Regions from separate parts of the Mus musculus genome. Here region 2 is linked to region 1. The links are chromatin loops, found by intact Hi-C in ENCODE. Cell type or tissue: left cerebral cortex. All regions are shown on one strand. Links, peaks and the distances in the headings refer to the core of each region. The heading gives the core; the rest is flanking DNA. Region 1 overlaps Lrguk (leucine-rich repeats and guanylate kinase domain containing). Region 2 overlaps Slc35b4 (solute carrier family 35, member B4).

What was found. Hi-C counts contacts between places; a loop is a spot of excess contacts. Peaks named below come from ENCODE experiments on the same cell type or tissue, not always from the same donor. Only the 100,000 strongest peaks of a DNase experiment are listed, where the experiment ranks them.
Region 2: it touches region 1 in a loop (2.2-fold over the local background); 3 of 42 quality-filtered maps call a loop at or near these places.

What each region holds. Positions count from the first base shown.
Region 1 is chr6:34,082,681-34,093,297 of GRCm38, reverse strand. Lrguk (leucine-rich repeats and guanylate kinase domain containing) reads right to left here. Exons shown (of 20, transcript NM_028886.1): 12 at 6,826-6,922; 13 at 3,013-3,126; 14 at 360-561. Among named protein-coding and RNA genes, the nearest start is that of Gm38786, 58 kb to the right of the region's middle. In left cerebral cortex, for the core only: no CTCF peak of the experiment used is centred there; DNase peaks (open chromatin) are centred at 2,567 and 5,370.
Region 2 is chr6:34,148,351-34,158,967 of GRCm38, reverse strand. Slc35b4 (solute carrier family 35, member B4) reads left to right here. Exons shown (of 10, transcript NM_021435.3): 10 at 342-3,089. The coding sequence ends at 588. Among named protein-coding and RNA genes, the nearest start is that of Gm13855, 23 kb to the left of the region's middle. In left cerebral cortex, for the core only: a CTCF peak has its summit at 2,676; DNase peaks (open chromatin) are centred at 2,711, 4,559, 5,199 and 5,940; H3K27ac peaks cover 1,351 bases.

The DNA.
Region 1 (10,617 bases), core at 940-8,939:
GCCTACATAAGGACCATGGAAGGAGGAAGGCTCTCTCTTCTGCACCTGCTTGTGCTTACTTGCCAGCACATCTGTTGGAACCGACCTCTTCAGGATTCCAGCTTATACAGAAGACCAGGGGAAACACCTAGCCTCTTGGGACTGAGCAACTATTAGATTCTTGGACTTTCCATTCATAGCTGCCCATTGTTGGGTTAGTTGGACTGCAGACTGTAAGTCATCACAATAAATTCCCTTAATATATAGAGACTTTCCATAAGTTCTGTGACTCTAGAGAACCCTGACTAATATAGCAGTGATTGTATACTTCAAACATGAAAACATAAATAAAAAATAATTAAACTCTGGGCATTACTGACCTGCATTGATTACTGCATCAAAATATCCTGGGTATTTCTGATTAACTTTAACATAAAGGTCCACCCTGGAGACGGCAATTTCGATTTCTGCGCGACTGAACAATCCCTTTCTCCGCAAGTATCCCTCATATTTTTCCTTGTCCATAGGCACCACCAAGATATATCGAGGCTCAAAATAAGAATATTTCAAACTTCTTACACCCTAGGTGGTTAAAGAAGGTAAGTCAGAAACAGCTTATACTGTGGACATCACTGTGGGAACACGTGACAACTCAGGGGCACCACAACAGTATCACACTCCCTATAAATAGTCCAAGGCTGGATTACTTTTCCCTCTTCATTGAATATTAAATTGTCGTAGGAACTATTACAATTAATTCCACCTGGTTGTCCTCAAATGAATCCTTCTAATGAATATGGCTGTTAAAAAAAAAAAAGAAAGAAAAAGAAAATTGCTGGGCATAAAATAGGGCAGTATTGCCATTTTATTATTGAACAGTAATTTTATTCCATATTTCAACGGGCATCCTTGAAGCACTAGAAGACAGAGCTCTTCCCAGGGAAAAAGGGCTCCCATGGTGCTCTTCTTCCATTCATCACCTTGGTACCACAGAATAGATAGGTAGAGGTAGAGATTTATAAAATTTAGCACCACGGTCAGAGTACTACAGTCACAGAGACAGTCCTTGAACTTAGGGGAGTTGGGGAAGGGGTTGCCAAATATGAGTGAGTGTTGTCTAAAGCATGTCTTCTTTGTGGAGGCTAGACCCTGCTACCACTGTGATTGGCTGAGTTCAAGCATCTATGTCACCTGTCACTTCTCTGGGTAATTAAATCCTCCAGCCACCATCATAGCTACCACCGCTGCTGGAACCACCAAAGCTACCTTGGTTTTCTATTGTTTGGAAAGTACTGGCCTCTACCATCTAGGGGCCAGAACTTCTGCCTCCAACATTTCCTCCATTCACAGATGCAAAATTTAAAGACTGGTTGTAATTAACTGCTCAACAAATAAGCAAACAACAAAAAACCCAACCTTGTGGTTCCACGTGTTACAGCCTCCATTCAGAAGGGGACAGACCAAGGTTAGCATACCATGCTGAGGCAGGTGACCACTGGGTGAAGGGGTGTGGTCTGTAACCTGGGAGGTCTGGGTTGTGACTTTAGCTCTGTAGTTCCTAAGGACTCTGCACACATCCCTCAAACTCTCTCACATCTCTCTTGGGCATGAGTTTCCCAAGGGGCAGGGCAGGGGGTGGGGGTGGGGCAGGGGAGAGCTGTTCCCAGTGGACTGTGAAGCCCTTTCAAATCACTTCTAACGTCATCTAACTCAAGTTCAGAATCTTTGGTTTAATGATTTGGTGGGAAGAAACACAGGCTGCTTTTAAAACAGTGTCTCGAAGAGCAGGTGACAAAGGGCAATCAGGAAAAAGACACCTCAGGTGGAGAGGAGCGGGAGATATAAAACAGTTTATGGACTTGACCTCTAGGAAATGAGGAGGAGAGCTTTCAGGGAGGAAAAAAAACAAAAAACAAAAAAAAACAAAAACAAAAACAAAAATGGGGAACAGGAGCCATCATTCAAGAAACTGTGAAGCTGGAAAAAGGGGGACACAAGAAGATAGAGTGCAGCTGCACTCAAACACGCATGAGGTTTTGTTTCTCTGTCCAAGGCAGACACTTTCTTTGAACCCATCTTTTAAAATAATAATAATAATAATAATAATAATAATTTAAAGAGAGTAAAGGAGACTCCTCTTAAAGATGCAGAACCAACCAACTGCAAAGAGATAAGAATGGATAATGATGCAGAAAGGTAAAGAGCTGAAAGAAGTGTGCCCAGCTCCACTGAAGCAGGGACAGTCAGCCAAATGGGACCACCATCTCCTCCTCCTCTGTGGCATGACAAAGGAGAATGAGGCAAGCATTTAGTCAACGGGAAAGAACAGCCTTGTCAAGTTTTCTTTTATGTTTGTTTTGATAAAATTTATTTTGTCTGATTATAAGAGTTATATTGCTTAGCAAAAGCAATTTTAAAACATTGATCATCACTGAAGACCTGGATAATTTAGTTGTGTTAATGTTCTTCAAGCCAGTAGGTGGGAAATTCAAGGATTTCCTCTATTTTGCAGTTTTGGGAAAATGTCTGTACGTTCTAATTTGAGAAGGTTGTTGGGGGTAGCGGGTAGATAGGGGAGGGACAAAAATCTGGAAATCTGCAAGTCTAACTTGCCAGAAGTATAAAGGCGTTGCATCTAGTGAACACTCGGAGCCAAACGACAGTACCACCTACACAGCTCCGTGGAGAATGAAGGAAGAGGGTGACCACTGAGGCTGACACAGTCCTGAGGGCACATGGAGCCACCCATGCCTGTACCCCCTTCATATAAACAGAGACATACTGTGAAGACAAACGGGTACTTTACTGAGGAAATAAGAGGCAATACATCTTGAATGGGGCTGTGATCTAAATCTTGTCACTTACTTTCACGGGTCTTACCCCACAGTGACAATCAGCTTACCACTTGACATTTCTACAGCATTTCTCTTGTGCCCAGCAGTATGTTAGCCCGATAGTGTAGCCCCAACTTCAGACATTCAACATACACACATACACACCACACACACTCACAGTTGAATGAAAAATACTTACTTCTAATTCCATATGAATGCAGCTTGCTAATCCATCTCTTGCAATACCTTCTATCGTGTCCCTATTTAATCCATAATTGTGATTGCCATAATTAAATGTTAAAATAAATTTCCCCTGGAATTAGAAAAAATACAAAAGTTTGCACATAACAGTTGCTGTAATGTAGTGACTAAATGACTTAATGTCTTACTCTCATGTAATTCAATAGAACTGAAAAGTTGTTAGGAAGTGCAGAAGAGCAACAGGGCCATGGGGCAGTGGAACACCTAAGCTCTGGCGGGGTTCTTCAGGAGTCTATCTAAGAAAAGGTTTACTGAGACAGTCTACTGACAGGATGTGTGAGAGGGTTATGGGTGGAAGCTTCTGATAGATCAGACCATGGTGCTTGCTTACCTATTTCCTGACAAATTCCCACCACAAACCTTCCTCATGGAGGGAGTAAAACTAATGGCTCGCCCTCTCCCTTGTAGCTATGCCAGCATCCCAGGCCTGCAGACAAGGACCCCAATCCTAAATTCCTTGCATTTAAAGATAAGCCATGAGCAATGGGTAACCATGAAGGCTGTTTAGATATCCTAAAAGCTTGGCAAAAAGAAAAAGACAAAAAGAAAAATAGACCCAGTCTGGTTTTCCTTGTAAAGATGGCTTTTTATTGAAAGTACCTTAAATGTTAGTCAACAAAATTGTTGCCTGCGCTATAGTCATTTAAATATAAATACCACCCTCTCTGTATATCCTGGAGGCCCATTTCCTGTGTCAGCTTTATTCCTTACAAAAAGAAAAGAAAATGTAGGTTAAAAAAACACACCCTTCAAATTGTAACTTTTTCTTTGATGATATATTTATTAATCCATTAGGCCTACCCTAAACTTCGAAGCTGATAACAATAGAAGTAATAAAAAACCTGATTGACCTTGGTAAATGTGCCTTCTGAAATGCATGACTTTAAAATAAATGATGTTCAGGGGTGCACCCAACCCCATCAGATGGCAGGAGCATCATTAAAAATACCGTGCAGTTGGGAGTCTAATGCTGCCGTCATTAACAGCAGCAGCAGCCCCAGAGTCTCTTGCTACCCTCCTGGCTCCAGATGTTCTGCAGATATGTATAGATGACAGACTGGCTATCTGCCAGAGGAGACAGTTTTGGCAGGAGACACAGAGTGCCTTTTGAGGTTGGGTGGGTTTCATGGGACTATGCGTGCTGGGGTTGGGGAGGAAAATCATTACAATCAAAGTTAAAAACCCACCAATGCATGTCCTTCATTTTTTATTCTTTCAACCTCATAATTTCCTTGTTCTTTGAAAAAAAAAAGTTCTGATTCTTTTCCATATGCATGTATGCATTTAAATATGGACGTCTATGAATGTAGCTATGGCTCACCTTTCATGCTTCGGTGTGTTTACCATGTGTGATGGTTACGTTCATGGGTCAACCTGGAGAGTGACTGGGGGTGAGGTTAACATTGAAACTGGTGAACTTGGAACAAGCAGACTGGTCTGGAGTGTGGGTGGGCTGCATCCAATCCCTTTAAGACTTGTATTGAACAGAAAGGTGAGCCTTGGACCTCACCTTTACTGCGGGATCTCCTAAGTCTCCAGCTTGCCCACCCACACGGAAGGTTCTGGCTTGCCAATCTCCACACTTGTGTGATACTCTAATAAGCCAATCTCTCTCTCCATATACGTATGTGTATAAATATGTATGTGTCTTTGTATGTGTGTGTGTGCACGCACATGTGTGACTAGATATGCATATAAATGTGTGTGTGTGTGTGTGTGTGTGTGTGTGTGTGTGTGTGTGTGTGTGTATAAAAGAGAGATTATACAAATACACACACACCCTATTTACTGCGTCTGTTTCTCTGGAGAGCTAATACTCTATCATGTGCTCTGTCTCCAAAATGTACACATATCTGAATTATTTTTCAGATAGATGTTTGTTTACTTCTCCTGTGTATCTCATAAACATTTTCTGGAAACAGGCATGGTTGGAAGAGACCTTGCATCGTACATATAACATAAAAGAGACCCCATTCAACTGATTTGTTAAGCCTTGAGATGATGCAATTCCCCAGTTCTGGCCAGGCACACAGTGCATGTGGATTTCCTAGTAAGTAGCAATGGTCACACAATAGAAGCCTCCAGTGTGTTGCATTTCCACCGGAGAGGGGGCGCCTTGACTAAGTGCAGTGCATGTAGAAAGGGCTGATGTACTTCTGTGGGCTGTGAACTGTGGGCTGTGGGCTGTGGGCTAAGGAATGAGGAATGATTTGCTGATTATAGGAAAGTGTTGGTTGAAAAGACACATGAACATGGGAGAGCGTGGGGGTCCATATGCTTTCTCTGTCACAGTGGCTAGGTAGGCCGTTCACAGTAGGCATCTGGGGGTGGACAGGCCACAGTGTCTGTTGAGAGAGTCAGGCTGTGTGGGCAGGTGGTGCGTGGAGGGGTGTTCTATGTGCACAAGGCTGACAGCGTGGGCATGGTTGGGGGGCTGACAGTGTATCATGGATTTATGACTCTCTTGGTTTAGCTCTCTTCATGAAACAGTGTCACACACTAAAGAAAAGGAGATCAGAGGTGAAACTCTGATGGGAATTACATTGGAGTAACACGTGTTGGCAGAGACAGGAAAAATGAGTGCTTCTCAAATACACGGGGATTTCTGTGGGGCATTAAACCGTAAAGCTAAATATAGCCTAGAAGTGCATCGATGTCCTAGACTGGGGACTGAAGCAGACTAACTTGATTATAGACCTGATAAGCTATGGACATAGGGGAACAGGTGCTACGGGTGGAGAACAGAATAAACCAAACTCCCAGAGAGGGTGTCCCACTCTCACAGCAGAATTAAACTCCCATGGTGGGATCGAGGGAGATTTCATCCTAGGATTCTGAGAAAAAAAAAAATGCTTCTTAGTACAGTGAAGACATGCCTCAAATCTCCTTTAAAGGCTCATAGAAATACAAACTTCTAGAAGACTCTTAATACCTCAAGCAGACCTGTCAAAATACAGCCCCAAGAGAAGAGGCTTATGATGTCCAAGACATTCTTTTGACAAGGTTATGGGGAAAGCTGATGGGTGAATGGGACTTGCTCACGTGCTTTCTCTGTGAGTACACGATGAGCCCTAAGAACACGTACCACAGTAGTCAGCTGGGCAAAACCAAGCTAATGTAATTGCACGGCCTAAGCTTAGATGGCCATGATTGTGCACAATGGAGGTTTATGGCATGCCCATTGTTTGGGGGTGAAGACAGAGAAAGAAGGGAAGGAGAAAAGAGAAAGAAGAGATACAGTACTCCTGGCTGAATGCTGACTGCTCACGGCACAAAGGAAGGACTGGTCCTTCACTGGTCCTCGGTGCTGCATTCAATGACAGGAAGGACTGTGGTGTAGGCAAAACTACGAGGTGTGGTGTAAGAAAAGCACGAGAGATATGGTGATTGGAGATGCTCTTTCTGGGTAACAAAGCTGGGAGTGAGTATGTACTGCATTAGCGTGTACTCACAACTGGGAAAAACACATCCAAGCTGTGAGGAGTCCCTTCCAGGTGAAGGCAGAGAAGAAACAAGTGTTTAAGAAAATGTTTTTGAAGCCAAAGGACTGTGTACCGCCTTCAGCAATGAGCACATCTCACACAGATCCAGATTTAGCAAGTGCAAGACATTTCATCTTTATCTTTACCATTTCAGAAACCACTGTTTCCTTAGACTCCTGGCAAAGAGCATCTATGTCTTACCTGATAAAAACGAACCAAAACCAAGACAAACAACAAAACGAAGACAGAAAAGCAGGGACCTGCCTTACCATGTTCAGCATTTCGTCAAAAACTTCTTGGGAAATGAAATGATAATCAACTCGATCTCCTTCACCAAAGTAAGGCGGTCTCGTGGTGTGACAGGCCCTGAAGTCATAGAAACAGAGAGCTCATGTGACAGGCTCCAAAGTCAGAAACAGAGAGCTTAGTCTATTTTCATGAACTTGAAAGTCACAATGGAACCGCTTTCATTGTGAAGAATGTTTTACAAATGAAATCGACCCCACCGATCATAAATCATAAAGTAATGCAATTGTGAAAACAGTGTGCCTTAGAAGTGTTAGACTATAGTTAATCACTATAATCTATGAGGATTATACAAATTTGGGTTCATCGATATCCAATTTTTACTTACATTATTTATTGCTTTCTGAATCGCCCCCCTTGCCGCCACATAATGACAGTTGAAGAAGTATAGCATCGATTGCTTTCACATTCTCTCTGATCTATGAGCATTTTCTGTAGGCTCCTCTCCCCTCTCTCCACACACATGGCCGCTTCTTTGTCAGGACTGTGCTTAAGCGTCACCTTCCGAATGCTTCTCCTAACCTCCTCTGGTACAGTATGCAGGTCTTTATGCTCCTACAACCGCAGCCTGCACCATCTGCATTCCCAACTGCTTGTTCAGGGCCCATCTCTTCCTCCACTTGAGGGCAGAGACACCTCATTCTTCCTGGATTGTGATTTTAGACTAGAATTATGCACACGCCTCTGTGGGAACGCACAGTTCTAGTGCTGAATGAACTCTTAACTACAGAGACCTTAGCTATCTACTGTCTTGAGACAGCACTGGTAACCACACATGTGCACGTGCGCAGGCGCGCACACACACACACACACACACACACACACACACACAGACACACACATACACAGACACACAGAAACAGACACACACAGACACACACACACACACACACACAGAGACAGACAGACAGACACACACACAGACAGACACACACACAGAGACAGACAGACACACACACACACAGACACACACAGAGACAGACAGACAGACAGATATACACACACACACACACACCCTTACTCTGAAACCTCCTTTGATAACCTTTCCTGTCGTCCCAGCACAATATCTAGCTGGAAGACCTTTGCCCTCTATTTTGTCCTTGCATTCCCAACACCTGGCACATAGTAGCCATTCACTATAATTACTGTAACATCAAGAGAAAACGAAAGGTGTGAGGTGCACAGCTGCGAAGCTCACCATTATAAAGGTGACTACGAAGGTGACCTGTCCAAGGTCACCCTGCAGGCTGGTGATGGCCCGAGAACCAGAACACAGAGTTCCCAACTCCCCAAGACTCTAGATCTCCTAGCCTTCTGCCTTCCAAGTAGTAAGTTCTGGGAGTAAAACTGAAGTCTAGATTATCTAACAGCTCTGAACTAGGAGAGGAGAATCAGTAGATGCTTGACACGCTGATTCATTTACAAAAGAAAAAGAAGAGACCACAGAGCAGAGTTAAGCAGCCATACCAGGATGGCTCCAGTCAACTTCTGTGACAACACATTAATTAGGAGGTGCAGAGCTGAGCCTCAAAAGCCTCCACGTTACAAGTCAGAACAGAGATGGTTAAAAGTCATATGGCTGCTCCCTTTCTACTATGATCAAGAATTAAACGTACCAGGAAAATTTCAGGCCTCAATGTTACGTTCACACGGTAGATGCCAAAAGAGAACACGTTCAAAACACAGTGACATTTGTTTTGTTGTTGGAATGCACTGGCATTTTTCTCTGTGCCTGGGCAGAGACCTGGGCCCCTCTCTCTTATTGCTGTCCCTGATAGTCGGGGAGGATAAGTCTGTGGCCTGGCATCCCAGGCTGTGCACCCTCAGCAAAGTCTTTACAAGCTATGTTGAATTTACATTTCCCAACAAAGGGACTGAGTGGCAGGGAACTGTGAAGGGTTTCTAAACAGAGACTACACAAAGAAGCAATTTCAAGCAAGTGGGCAGGTAAACAAAGGAATGGCTTCAGTGATGTGGAGACCAGGATGACAGACTCCCAGAGGCTGAGGGACCTTCTATTAAGAAAGACCTGCGATGACCTGTGGGCTTTTCCATCTGTCATCCGATTTTTACATACAGACACCTGCACTGTGTGTGTGTGTGTGTGTGTGTGTGTGTGTGTGTGTGTGTGCTGCCTGAATATGAACACCTTGAAAAGGAAATACATCACAATGTTTCACCACACTCACTTAGGAGAAGCAGCACCAACTTTAACTTAAGTGGATTTCTTTGGGCCACCCTGTCAGCATCTGCCCCCTCCTCCAAACACGTATTTCTATGACTTTATTATTTGCTAATTAGTTTACTAGTGATATCCTGGTTAAGTCATGGCTTCAGATGGGAGCCACACTCCCTGGTAGTTGCACTTTGCCACCAAAGGACTAGGCTGGAGACTAAGGAGGGGCTGCATCTCCGGTTATAAAGAACGGAGGGGAACTTTGGCATTTTAGAGAGGGCTGTCATTGAAACAGCTAACAAGCCATGCCTATAGAAAGGACACTGTGGGAAGGAAGGACATTTGGATGGCTGTCCCTAATAATGCCATTCTAAAGTAGCTAGGGTAAGGCTAGGTAGGAAGAAAAGCTATCTAAGAAGAAAGAGTGAGCCGCTGGTTGGGGAAGTAGACCATCTCAGTGAGACTCAAAGCACAGATTTAAAACCTTGGTTCTGGACTTGAGTGCCTCAGGAAAGCATGACAGGACAGCAAGCCCCATGCTAATTCAGGGAGCTTGGCTGTGAGCACATGACTCAATACATGGCGATATGCCATTCTGTGATGATTCAGTACATGGTAATATGCTAGATTGTGATTTCTCACAACATGTAGCCACAAAAGCCCAGGCGTTCCCATGCCTCTGAGTAGGCTAACGATGTTGTCTGCACACCCAGTGCAAATACACATCAGGAGATCAGTGGACACAGCGAAGGGATCATGAGCACAAGGGATTCTATGAAGCCACTACTGTGCTCATGTTCTGGTGAGTATATCCTACCTGGCTCGGGCTGGCATCACCTGCCCACTTTATCGAAACTGGTCCTCTTGTCTCCAGTTTTCTTTTTCTTTTTTCTTTTTTTATTAAATATTTTCTTCATTTACATTTCAAATGCTATCCTGAAAGTCCTCTATACCCTCCCCCAACCCTGATCCTCAACCCACCCACTCCCACTTCCTGGCCCTAGCATTCCCCTGTACTGGGACATATAATCTTCGCAAGACCAAGGACCTCTCCTCCCACTGATGGCTGACTAGGCCATCCTCTGCTACATATGCAACTAGAGACACGAGCTCTGGGGGTACTGGTTAGTTCATATTGTTGTTCCACCTATAGGGTTGCAGACCCCTTCAGCTCCTTGGGTACTTTCTCTAGCTCCTCCACTGGGGGCCCTGTGTTCCATCCAATAGATGACTGTCAGCATTCACTTCTGTATTTGCCAGGCACTGGCATAGCCTCACAAGAGACAGCTATATCAGGGTCCTTTCAGCAAAATCTTGCTGGCATATGCAACATCCTGCTCCTGCTGAGACACTTGTGGTCATCTGCCTAGCCTTGCCTTTTGTCTGCATGCCTTCCCACTTTCAAGCTTAGCCTTCAGACTGTTCTATGGTGTGTCCTCTCTCTTAGCAAAGTGTATCCGTGCCTAACTAGGAGAGTGTTTCCATCAGGCCCTACAGCCCACTATGCTGTCATGGGCTCTTACAGAACTCAGCCAAGTCTCTTGTTAGACAGTATTTCCTACGTAAATCCCATCCAACA
Region 2 (10,617 bases), core at 969-8,968, 66 kb before region 1:
TTGAAACAGATGGCGGTTGAGTGCCTCCCCTGAAACCACATAGATTTGCCATACAGAGCTTCAGGAGAGATTGGAGGGCCTGAGGACAAGACAGAATAAGTTGAGTAGGATCCCCTTCCCGAGAGTGGCACTCCGGCATTCAGTTCAAGATGACCTTCATTATAAACTGTAAGGACAATCCGTAGTAATGGGCTTAGGAATGGCAGGGCCAGAGTCCTTCGGCAAGTCCTGCTAAGGAGAGTCCACACAGCATTCTTCCTGTTTTCTCAGCATGTCAAGTTGAAGCCAGGACTTGAACCTAAACCCTAGTTTACAGAGAACAGCCTTAACCACTCCTCCAGATATGTGTGCATCCGGGGTGTGTTCATCCTTACAACAGAGTGTACCTCCCTCACCGTCACACTGGTTGTGACTCTGCGCAAGTTTGTGAGCCTCATCTTTTCTATCTTGTACTTCCAGAACCAGTTCACTATGTGGCACTGGCTGGGCACCTCGTTTGTCTTCATTGGAACCTTAATGTACACAGAGGTGTGGAAAAACCTCGGGACCACAAAAAGTGAGCTGCAAAAGGATGACAAGAAGGACTGAGGTCTGCCTGGGACAGACAGACAGACGGTGTTATGTGAGAGCGGCCTCTGCTGCAGGTCTGGCCACCATTTCACTTTAGCTGATGCCAAATTACCAGAGTATTGAAGCAGAAAGGCTCCAGAGCTTCCTCCAAAAGGATGGGACTCATCTGCTCTCACGAGTCTGCATTTGTAGATTCCACATAGGCATCCCTGAGATAGAATAAACAAAACAAGCAAGGCTACCAGGCAGACCGTCGGGCAGCCTCTGCATTTGCTTTTCTATTTCTTTGCCAGAACATCAGAACCATATTTGTTGAATTCCAAGTCTCAGAGCTTCTAGTTTTCTACCTGTGTCGCACTTGTTGCTACCGATGCCTTTTTGCTATGTACCTCTTTCCTCCCGTCACCCCTGCACACTTAAGCACTTTGCAGCACAGCCAACATTCCAGGCACAATCAGGCACTGAGTGATCCAGTGGACATGCGAAAAATTAGACCCCAGGAGTGATGAGGCCGGACTCCCTCCAGCGTGTTGGTGTTGGGAGAGAAGCAGTTGTCCCCATGAGCAGATCTGTGAGCTGGATGCCGGTGATGCTGGAGTAGACGGCTGGATCCCACCACGCACATTTCACGTTATTTGATTAGTCAATGCAAAGATCACACACTTCTTTCACCTGTTGCTTTCTGTAGTTAGAGCAGTCCTGCAGCGCTCATTGCACATTAGAAAGGAAGAAAACTTGAAAGTGGATCGAGAAGAGGGAGACCTTTCCTTCCATCTCCCACGTGAAGCCCCTTGGCCTGTTTACGGAGATGGAGAAGGAAGTGTGGCCCAATACAGCTCACTCTTTCAGCACCCTGAGAGACTGTTGCCCCTGTGAACCCAGCCACACACTTCCATGGGACTCCTGTGGGTTTCAAATATGTGTCTGTGAGAGGCGTTAAGACCTGGTAGCCAGAAGATACTTCTGAGAATTGTCACCTGTCAAGTCATCGATGATGATTGATTGATACACAGGCGTGAGTGTGCTCAAACCCCAGCTGCGGCAGGGTGAAGTCTTCTTGTTCCATAGATATGGGACTGCTTTTGGGTGTGCCTGGGAGGTGGCATGACACAGCATGTTTACATACAGAAACAGGCCTGGCTCTTTTCCGCTGATCACTCTGAAGGTCTGATTGTCCTCTCTTGGATCCCCTTGAGGAAGAGTAACCCTGTCACACAGCATGTGGCGCTTGTGTGCCCTTAGCTGGATTGTATGTGATTGAAGAACAAGAACATTGTGTTGCTTTCTTTCCTCGTCCCCACTTAGGGCCAGACCCTCATTACCCTCACCTAGCCATCTGCTCCTCTGCAAACAGCTACACACAATGTTTCTCTCGCACAGACGACAGCCTTCCATTCTTCCACTATGTGCTGACTGTGCTCAGACTGAGGAGTGGCTCTCCATCTCCTCGGCTCACTGTAGCTCTTTGTTGCACCCTCTGAAGATGCTCTTTGATGGGTCTGAACAGCAGCAGCAAAGAGAACTATCCCAATCCTCTGGGTCCCCTGGGAAGGCAAAGAGAACTGTCCTAATCCTCTGGGTCCCCTGGGAAGGCAGTTAAGACTTTTTTCTGTTACATTAAATGCAGATACTGTTTCTCCACCTAAGTCCCCAGGTTTGCAGACTGATTGTCATTCTGGCCATTGACAGCTTCCCAGTGCTGGTAATGGTCTGTTCTCAAAGACCTGAATTAGATGTGAACCCATTCACAGTCCCAGAAGCTCTGTAGCTACTTTGAAATATGTGGGGTTGCCTGGACCAATGTTGCTATAAATACCAAGTGTTAAAAGCCCCCTTAAAAAGACAGTAATAAAAAGTACTTTTTTCTTCCAGTTTAACAGAAGAATCTGTCCCTCGGGGCTCTTGAGGCTCCATTCTGATTACTCCTAACAGGCTATAACCTTCAGTTACCTAGAGCTTCCCTTTTTATGTTGGGAGAAGTAGCACACAGCTTGTAGTTCCCTGAGACTGGCTGATACAATCTAACTGGACCGGTTAGGGTTTCAGAATGTGTATCCCTTTGTGGGTTTTGTTGAAGGAGATGTAAGAACAGATAAGAGTGCGGGCTCTGCTGGCTCAAGCTAGCAAGTGCCCCAGCTGCTTCCTGCCGTGCAGTAGACAGAAGAAAATGTAACCGGCACTAGTTACAGTTTTGTAAAATTGCCCTTCTAAAGGTTCTGTTTTCCTTCTCATTGTGTATGCTTGTTGCACAGGGCCCTGTGGTTGGACACTTCCCTGCAGTTGAGTACTTCCCCCAAGCTCTCCTCTCCCCGTGTTAGGTCCTGCTGTTCCCCTGAACAGTTTTGCCTTCTACCTTCAGATCGCATACACACCGTGGTTTCATGTCTCTCTACAAAGCTCAGGAGCTACAAATAAGAGCACACATATGCTGTTTGTCCTCCCTACACCAGCTAACCCCTTAATAGGACCATCTCTGGATACATCCATAAAATCACTCTTTATAAAAGTCATTTCTCTTTGCCATTTGTTTGTTTGTTTGTTTGTTTGTTTAGCATGTGGACTGTAAAGGTTTTAAAAGGGCAAATAAGCCATTTTACCAAGGACCAGGCTCCATGGAATGTAGAGAACTGCCTATTAAACACCTTTGTTCAGAGACAGAGCATATCGTTTGTCTCAAAATAGAGCTTAAGACATGTAAAACTCTAGAGCAAAAGCCAAATAGCAAAGGCCTCTAGCCGGGAAATGTAGTGTGTCTGCGGCCGCACGGCAGCATGACTCGTGTATGAGGTGGCAGGACAGGGGTGGACGCTTGGGTTATACTTACTATCTCACAACCTGCTGTTGCCGACGCCGTCTTTATCACTTTCACTAGAAACATGTTTTCAGTTCTTAAACTTTTTTCTCGCAGTGCCGAGGATCAGACCTAGGGCCCCATAGATAGTGTGGATTCTTTTGTTTTCTTTTCACCCAATACACTAGGTAGACTTACAGTTGATTTTATGAGGTTGGTTCTGCATATCCTTTCCCCTTCTTCCTGCCCAGCTGACCAAAGTCCAGCACTCAGTTCTCTGCCAGGGTGGTTGGTGCTGCCTGTGGCTGCCCTCTTCTGTTCTGGGAGGAACACATGGTAGTTCTGAGGGGTCTCAGCCTGCAGTCATTTCCCGGGCCCGCTTTCCTCCATGCTGGGGTCCGCTTTTGGATTTTGTGCCTTTGCTCTTCCTGACCCCTGGGTTCCTGACTGCACCTGCATCCCCTTGGGCAGTTGAGTCCCTGGGGCTTGTGGTAATTTTCAGGAGTTTTCTAGGGTATTTATATCCATCTAGAATGCCTTGTCTAGTGTTTCTGTAAGCATCGCTAGTAAGAGTGCAGTGTATGGGAAGCACTCGGCAGAGAGCTTGCATGGAAGCTTTATCTGAACCGACTGCGTATTCTTGTCCAGCTCAGCCCAGGAGCAGAGAACCACTGCTACATGTCCCTTCTAGTTGGGCTCTTTTTAGCCTAAAGTCGGGGAAGGGGAATGGAGTCAGTATCTGAGCAGATAGCGTACTTAGAGGAAAAAGCGTGTGTTAAAGATCTGACACCCAGATCTTCTCTTTGGCTAGCGGCAGATAGAATTAGGAGGAACTCCTGCTACATAAACAAAGTGCTTTGGGCTTTCCGCTGAGAGTTATTGACTGCATCTTGTCTGTGGCACTTGAAGCTGACATTGACAGAATATAGAGAAAATGTGCTCATTACTACCAGTGTAGTGTTTGGAAATAAGTATTTACAGTATTTAAGCACTGGAATATGTTTGCTATGACCAGAGCTGGGATTGGAGGCTGGCCCTTCTCAATTTTATTGTATATTCTTTTTTTTTTTTTAGAAGTTTCCTCACTGTAGACATTCCAGGAATGGAAGAGGCCGGGAGCATGCATAATTCATTTCTGAACTGCCAGCTCCTGGCAAAGTGTCTGACGTGTGTTACATGAGAAAGTAAATGCTTGCCAAGGCCTCTTCCTCCCTCTCCATAATGGTTCCTTACAGCCAAGGAAGGGAACAGCCCAGTGGCTCCAAAGAAGAAAAAGAGTGGGGAGCAGTTATTGGGAGAGGTCCAGAGAATGCTACCCAGCTTTTTGCTCTCTTGATGCGTGGTGGTAGGGAAGAGGGAAGAGGCTTGTGTGCATATTACCATGTACAGTTGATGTTCAGGAAGAAACTCACCAGATTGTTAGAGTCCTAAGGGTTTTTGAAGTGGCTGCTTGGTGACCAGCACCCTGCAGTCAGTATTACTGCTGTCTGGAGAGCTGTGTATCTTGGTCTTCTCTGAGTATCACAAACTTCTTCCCCTGAGCTTTGCCTACGGAAATTACCACCATGAGGCAAGCAGCAAAAGAGCCACAGGCAGAAAAGGCCTGGTCTGCATCCAGACACCGCCCATATTTGAGGGGGGGGGCGTGTAATGATGCCTTTGACAGACGAGTTATTTTACATCTTTTCTGGTGGAAGGTAGACTCCTCAGGCAAAGTGGGAGGCAGTGGTTATCCCCCAGCAACACAAGAAAGCCTTTGTGCTTTGCTCGCAATTGCGAGCATTTCCGAGCTGTTTGCTTTCTTTCCAGAGAATGGCCTCAGCTTCCCAAGAAGGATGATTTGAAAAGTAGCAAATTATGGTGGTGAGGATTTTATTCATCCAGACTCGGAACGCTTCATTGAGTAGTACATTTTAAGAACAAAGATCAGAGCTGGAGGGAGCACAGAGCAGCCGTGTGTGTAGAACAGCCCAAAGACATTAGTGAGCATTCAGACTTTGAGCTGTGTAAATATCAGACCTCACTCCCAGCCATAGGAGCTATTTGAGCAGTTAAGGAGGGAAGGGAGGCTCTTTGAATAGAACGTTTTGCCAAACTGAATGTGCCCTTTTTACTGTCATTTCTTGTAAAGAGCCATTTTTCACCTCTGAAAAAAACTCATAAGACATCTGGTTTTTATCTTTAATTTGCAATCGTTGTTTCTTAATAAAAGTGATAAATCCCTGCAGGTGTGTCCAATCACCATTGCCTTCAGGGCTCGTGTGTGGTTTCAAGAGCTCTCTTGTTTTTACCTTGTACATGGTGGCGGCGGGATGCTTCGCTGTGGACCATTGTCAGCAGCCTGTCTTCCTGATGCTTCGCAGCTGGATCAGTAAGAGGCCCCTCCCCAGGCTACTGCCTGCTTCTGCTTCACAAAAGTAAAGTAGATTGGTCTGCCATTGGAGTTCTAGAAGGTTGCGGCAGTGTCTGCAGCGAATCTCTCCAGTATATTGACTTTTATAATAGTCAGTGTGATTAGCCCCCTTTCTCTACAGACTACACTACTTTTACATAAATCCTAGCACAGAAGTCGCACATGCTCCAAGCAGTGTGCCATTCAGTCTGCAGCCACCCACACGTGCAAACAAAAAACCTCCCCTTTTAACAGTTTTAATAGACTTTTTTTCAGGCTGAGCTGGGTGTTTTAAGTAGACCCACAGTTTTGAGCTGGAATGGCCTCTGAAAGCCCGGTATGCTGAAGCCCAAAGGGGTTAATGCGTGTTGAACTCCAGAATGTTCTGAACTGCCAGCCTGAGAAGAGAGACTTCTTAAGATGGTAAATTATGGTTTAGTTCAACTCGTGAGCAACCTGCGTGTTTCCATGAGCAGGGCGCTCTTTTACACAGTGCCCTGTACTTCTGATACCAGCAGCAAAACCCAGTTGTACACACCATGCTCCAGATGCCACTCTAGAAGAGCAACCAGCACTTAGGGAGATGTCACGAGGATCCATTTCCTTTGACCCCTTTCTTAAATGAAACAGTCAAGCACTATCAAAGACTGGTGCATACCACTTGTTTTTCTGTTGTCAAAAAGTCTGTTTCCCAGGAGAAACAAACACGTGGGCATGTGGGTTTGTCAACAGCCAAAGCTTTTAGTGATGTTCTTTATCTTCAAATTAATATAGTCACCTCATCATTAAAATGAAGTTATTTTAACACATGATTGTTTCTTAATCAGCACTTTAAGGATCTAGCATATGGATGACTCGGCAGCCCAAATGCGTCCTGAATCCAAGTAAATCTTATGATGATAAGCACTAGAATTTATTACAATGAATGAAGTTGATTGCATGAACAACACATCCGTGTGGGTTTCCCCGAGTCTCTTAACATTTGATTCATGTAATTAAATAATAATATTCTCAATGGAAACCAACTGTGAGGGAAATTCGTTTTGTTTTACTAACTAGGAAACTGAGGCGTGGAAGAACTACCTAGCATACGTACATAGCTCAGTTGCTCATATGTTGTTGGAGCTGAGTTTTGAGCTGTTAGACCCCGGAGTCTGAGCTCTAAGGATTGTCCCATGCTATCTCCCAAGGCAAGACTTCGATTTCGATCTACTCACTGGCTTAGGTCTCCATATGCTAAATGCCATCAATGAGCCTCGACTCTGTGTTCTTAGCATGTTAGTTGTTAAGGCCTAGATGGAATGTTAAGGCCTAGGCAACTGTTACCTGGCTAGCCTACCATTTTGTGCTGTTATTAATATTATAAGGAAACTTTCTCACATTGTTTCTGCTAGTTACTAGGAAACGTCCTCATGCCCATGTTGATTACATATTCTGTTATACTCTGTGTCCTTGGAAACTGATCACAATAGAAGGCAGTAGAACTCTTTGAATAGTTACGTACAGTAAGCTTAGACCCCCAACATAAGAGAGACACCTTCACTAACATAGGAAGCTATTTGGAATAAGACTTCCATTTTGAGTAGGGGGTCCAGTAAAATTTAATTTCCCAAGACCAGCCTGGGAACCGATATCCTGGCTGGCAAGTTAAGACACGAATGTTAGACAAGTCCCATCCCGGTTGACAAGACATGAGTGTGTTAGACAAAGCAAGTCCCCTGCCACAGTTGAATACCCCAACCAATGGGAGCAGGATAAATGTACAACAAAGACATGTTCCCAAGGAAACCCCCACCCCTAAATCCTGACTGGTGGAATAACTTGGCACAGACGTTTGTGTATTTCAGGCTTAAAAGCCCCGTAGCACTGAGCTTGACTCAGTGTCATGGTTCAACTTCCAAGTCCGGAACATGGCCCTGATCCATTGGTCTTGGGGTGTGGCATTCAATAAACCATCCCTATTTGGCTGAGATTGGTATTTGTGTGGTCTATACAGTGAGTCCCAGACCTCAACATTAGTTTTGCTTCGATTCATATTCTGTTCTCTCAGAGCTTGAATCCTGTTCTCCAGAACAAACAAGAAAATAACACCTCAAAAATCTGGTTACAAGACATACCGGTTCCTCGGTGTTTACACCAGGGTTTACCCATCTTCCCTAGTGCTCAAGTCTGTAACATTAGCCAACAACCATCAGATGTGGAGCAGAGCATAAGTCACAGCTTTTACAATGATTTGCTTAAGTCTCTGTAGTTTACAGGATGTTTAACGCGTGCGTTAACTGTTCTTTTCATTCCTCCAAGTTCTGTTCCAGAAAGCATTTTAATTGGGTTATCTCATCTACCTGGCTGAATGCCATCTCTGATTTATACTTCGATAACAAATCTTCAGCCATTCCGCAAGGATCATTGCAAGAGTTTTCAGTTTCCATGATTCAGATTCTTTGCACTGATGAAGTTAAATCCATTATCCATTACCCACTAGGTTGCTTCATGCCCTCCATTTAAACAGGAGTTAGTGTTAGATTATTGCTCAGTCCTGGCTCTAGAACACATTCACCTCTGCAGATGCAATTGCAGATGCAATTCTGTCAGGAAATGAAAACTGTCACCCCTTTTGTAAAAAAAATGCATCAGGCTTATGTTTTGAGCTGCATGGAACAGGAACCCCAGTTTAGTCCTCTAACCTAGTTTATTCTTTACAGGGATGGGGTACTGGCTGCTTTTGTTTGTCAACCTGGCACATGCTAGAATCATAAGAGGTAGGAGCCTCAGTTGAGGAAATGCCTCCATGAGATCCAGCTATAAGGCATTTTCTCAGTTAGTGACCAATGGGGGAGGGCCTAGACCACTATGGGTGGTGTATCTCTGGTCAAGTGGTCCTCGGTTCTATAAGAAAGCAGGCTGAACAAGTCAGGAAGCAAGCCAAAAAGCAGCATCCATCTATAGCCTCTGCATCAGCTCCTGCCTCTCGGATCCTGCCCTGTTTGAGTTCCTGTCCTGACTTCCCATGGTGATGAACAATGTGGAAGTGTAAGATGAATAAACCTTTTCCTCCCCAACTTGTTTTTTTGGGCATGATGTTTCACCACAGCAATAGAAACCCTCACTGAGACAGATGGGCGGGTGGGGCTGGTACAATCACTCCAGGAAGTTGTTGAAGAAAATGACAGAACTTGCTATACAAATGGCACACCTGCAGAAGGTGTACTCACTGCAAAAACCAGAGGGCAGTTGAACAGCTTCTGCTGATGGTGCACTTACTGCACACTCCTTTGATGTTTTTATTGCCAACCTGCTCCTTAGGTGTCACATGGGTCTTGATCTTGTAGAGTGACCCAACCCTTCAGTCTTGAAGAATCTGACCTTGCTCCTGCTTGTAGCAGAGGAGTCTCCATTAGCTTTTAGTTCTAGGCATGGAAGTATTATGAAGTTTCCTGAAGAATATCTCCAGTTTCAAATATTCCTATCCTCATGATGCAACAGGGAACCAGCTTTCCTCTAACTGCTGCCTCAATTTCTGCAGCAACTATCATAATCCTTTCCCCTTCATTGCTTCTGTGACTTAAGAAAGCAAATGCAACTAATGGGAGTCTCAGTTCCCTCCTCAAATGAACCTTTATTGCGTTCTTTGGCTCACCTCAGGACCGTTGTTTGTCTGGGAGTGAAAGCTTTGAGTTGAGCAGCCCTTCAGAGTTGTAGATAAAGGAAACAGTGTTGCCTGTGTGTTCTTGGGAGCGACAGTGAGTTGCTTTGGCTTCTACCTTGTTTCCATATACCATACCCTGTAGAACAGACCCTTTTCATCGGTTTCACGACCGGCTTACATCGAAAAGGATTCAGGCAACCAGGACGTATCAGGGTACCTGGATCCTTTTCCCTTAGCCGACATATGGAGAGTTTCAGTTGTCCATTAGTAGTTTAATATGACTTGAGTGGCATAAGGGGATTTAGCTTACCTCCATCTGCCTGTGATGTCTTCCTTAGACATTAACACATGCAAATGCCACACGCGTACATTTTTGGTGTTTTTGCTGCAAGTTTTAAAAGCTAATTTTTCTTTCATTTTTGAAGACTCCCCAGCCTCCCCGCCCCCCACCCCACCCCCACCCCCTGGTAAATGTGTTAAATCTAGGAAAAGATGTTTTCAAAAGGAGAAAAACAGGTGGGAAAGAAAGAGATGAAAACACCCTGACAGTTCACTTGTGTTTTTGCAGCTGTGAGAGCCCATTGGTGGAATTGTTACCTCCCTTACCAAGATAATTAATTCTCTTTAAAAAAATAGAAGGCACATCTCCTTCCTTCAATCAGTGTCAACAGCCAATTACACTCTTTCATCACCCGAAGTGTGAGAACACAAATGTTATCAAGGAAGAAAACAGTTGGACTGACAAGATTAGCGATTCACTTCTTCCTAATCTTGTAATCACACAGTATGCAGCAGTTTATAATATTACATGCCCAAATTTGCTAGTAAATCATTCCATAAAGGCCTTGTGCGAACCCCCCACCGCTTCGCCTGCACTTGGTGCAGGAGAGCCTGTCTCCCCGTAGAAGACACGAGATGAATGAAGACTACCTCCTCCTTGTAGAGTTTTTCCTCATCCATTACCCTCTGCAGAGGGTTGTTAATTATGGCAAGAGAGTCATATTCAGTAGAATATATAACTGCAAATGGCTTTTAGGGATAGCAGAAAAATTAAACCTTCTGGTGGCAGAAGGTTTGTCACCATCGATAAGATAACACTTTGCTGTCAACTGCTGGAAAACAAAAGGCTCCTCATCTTTATGAGGGTCAGACATTTGTTACGGCATTTGGCATTTGTCACTAAAGTCTTTGGGGAGCCCAACTATGTCACTGGTACTC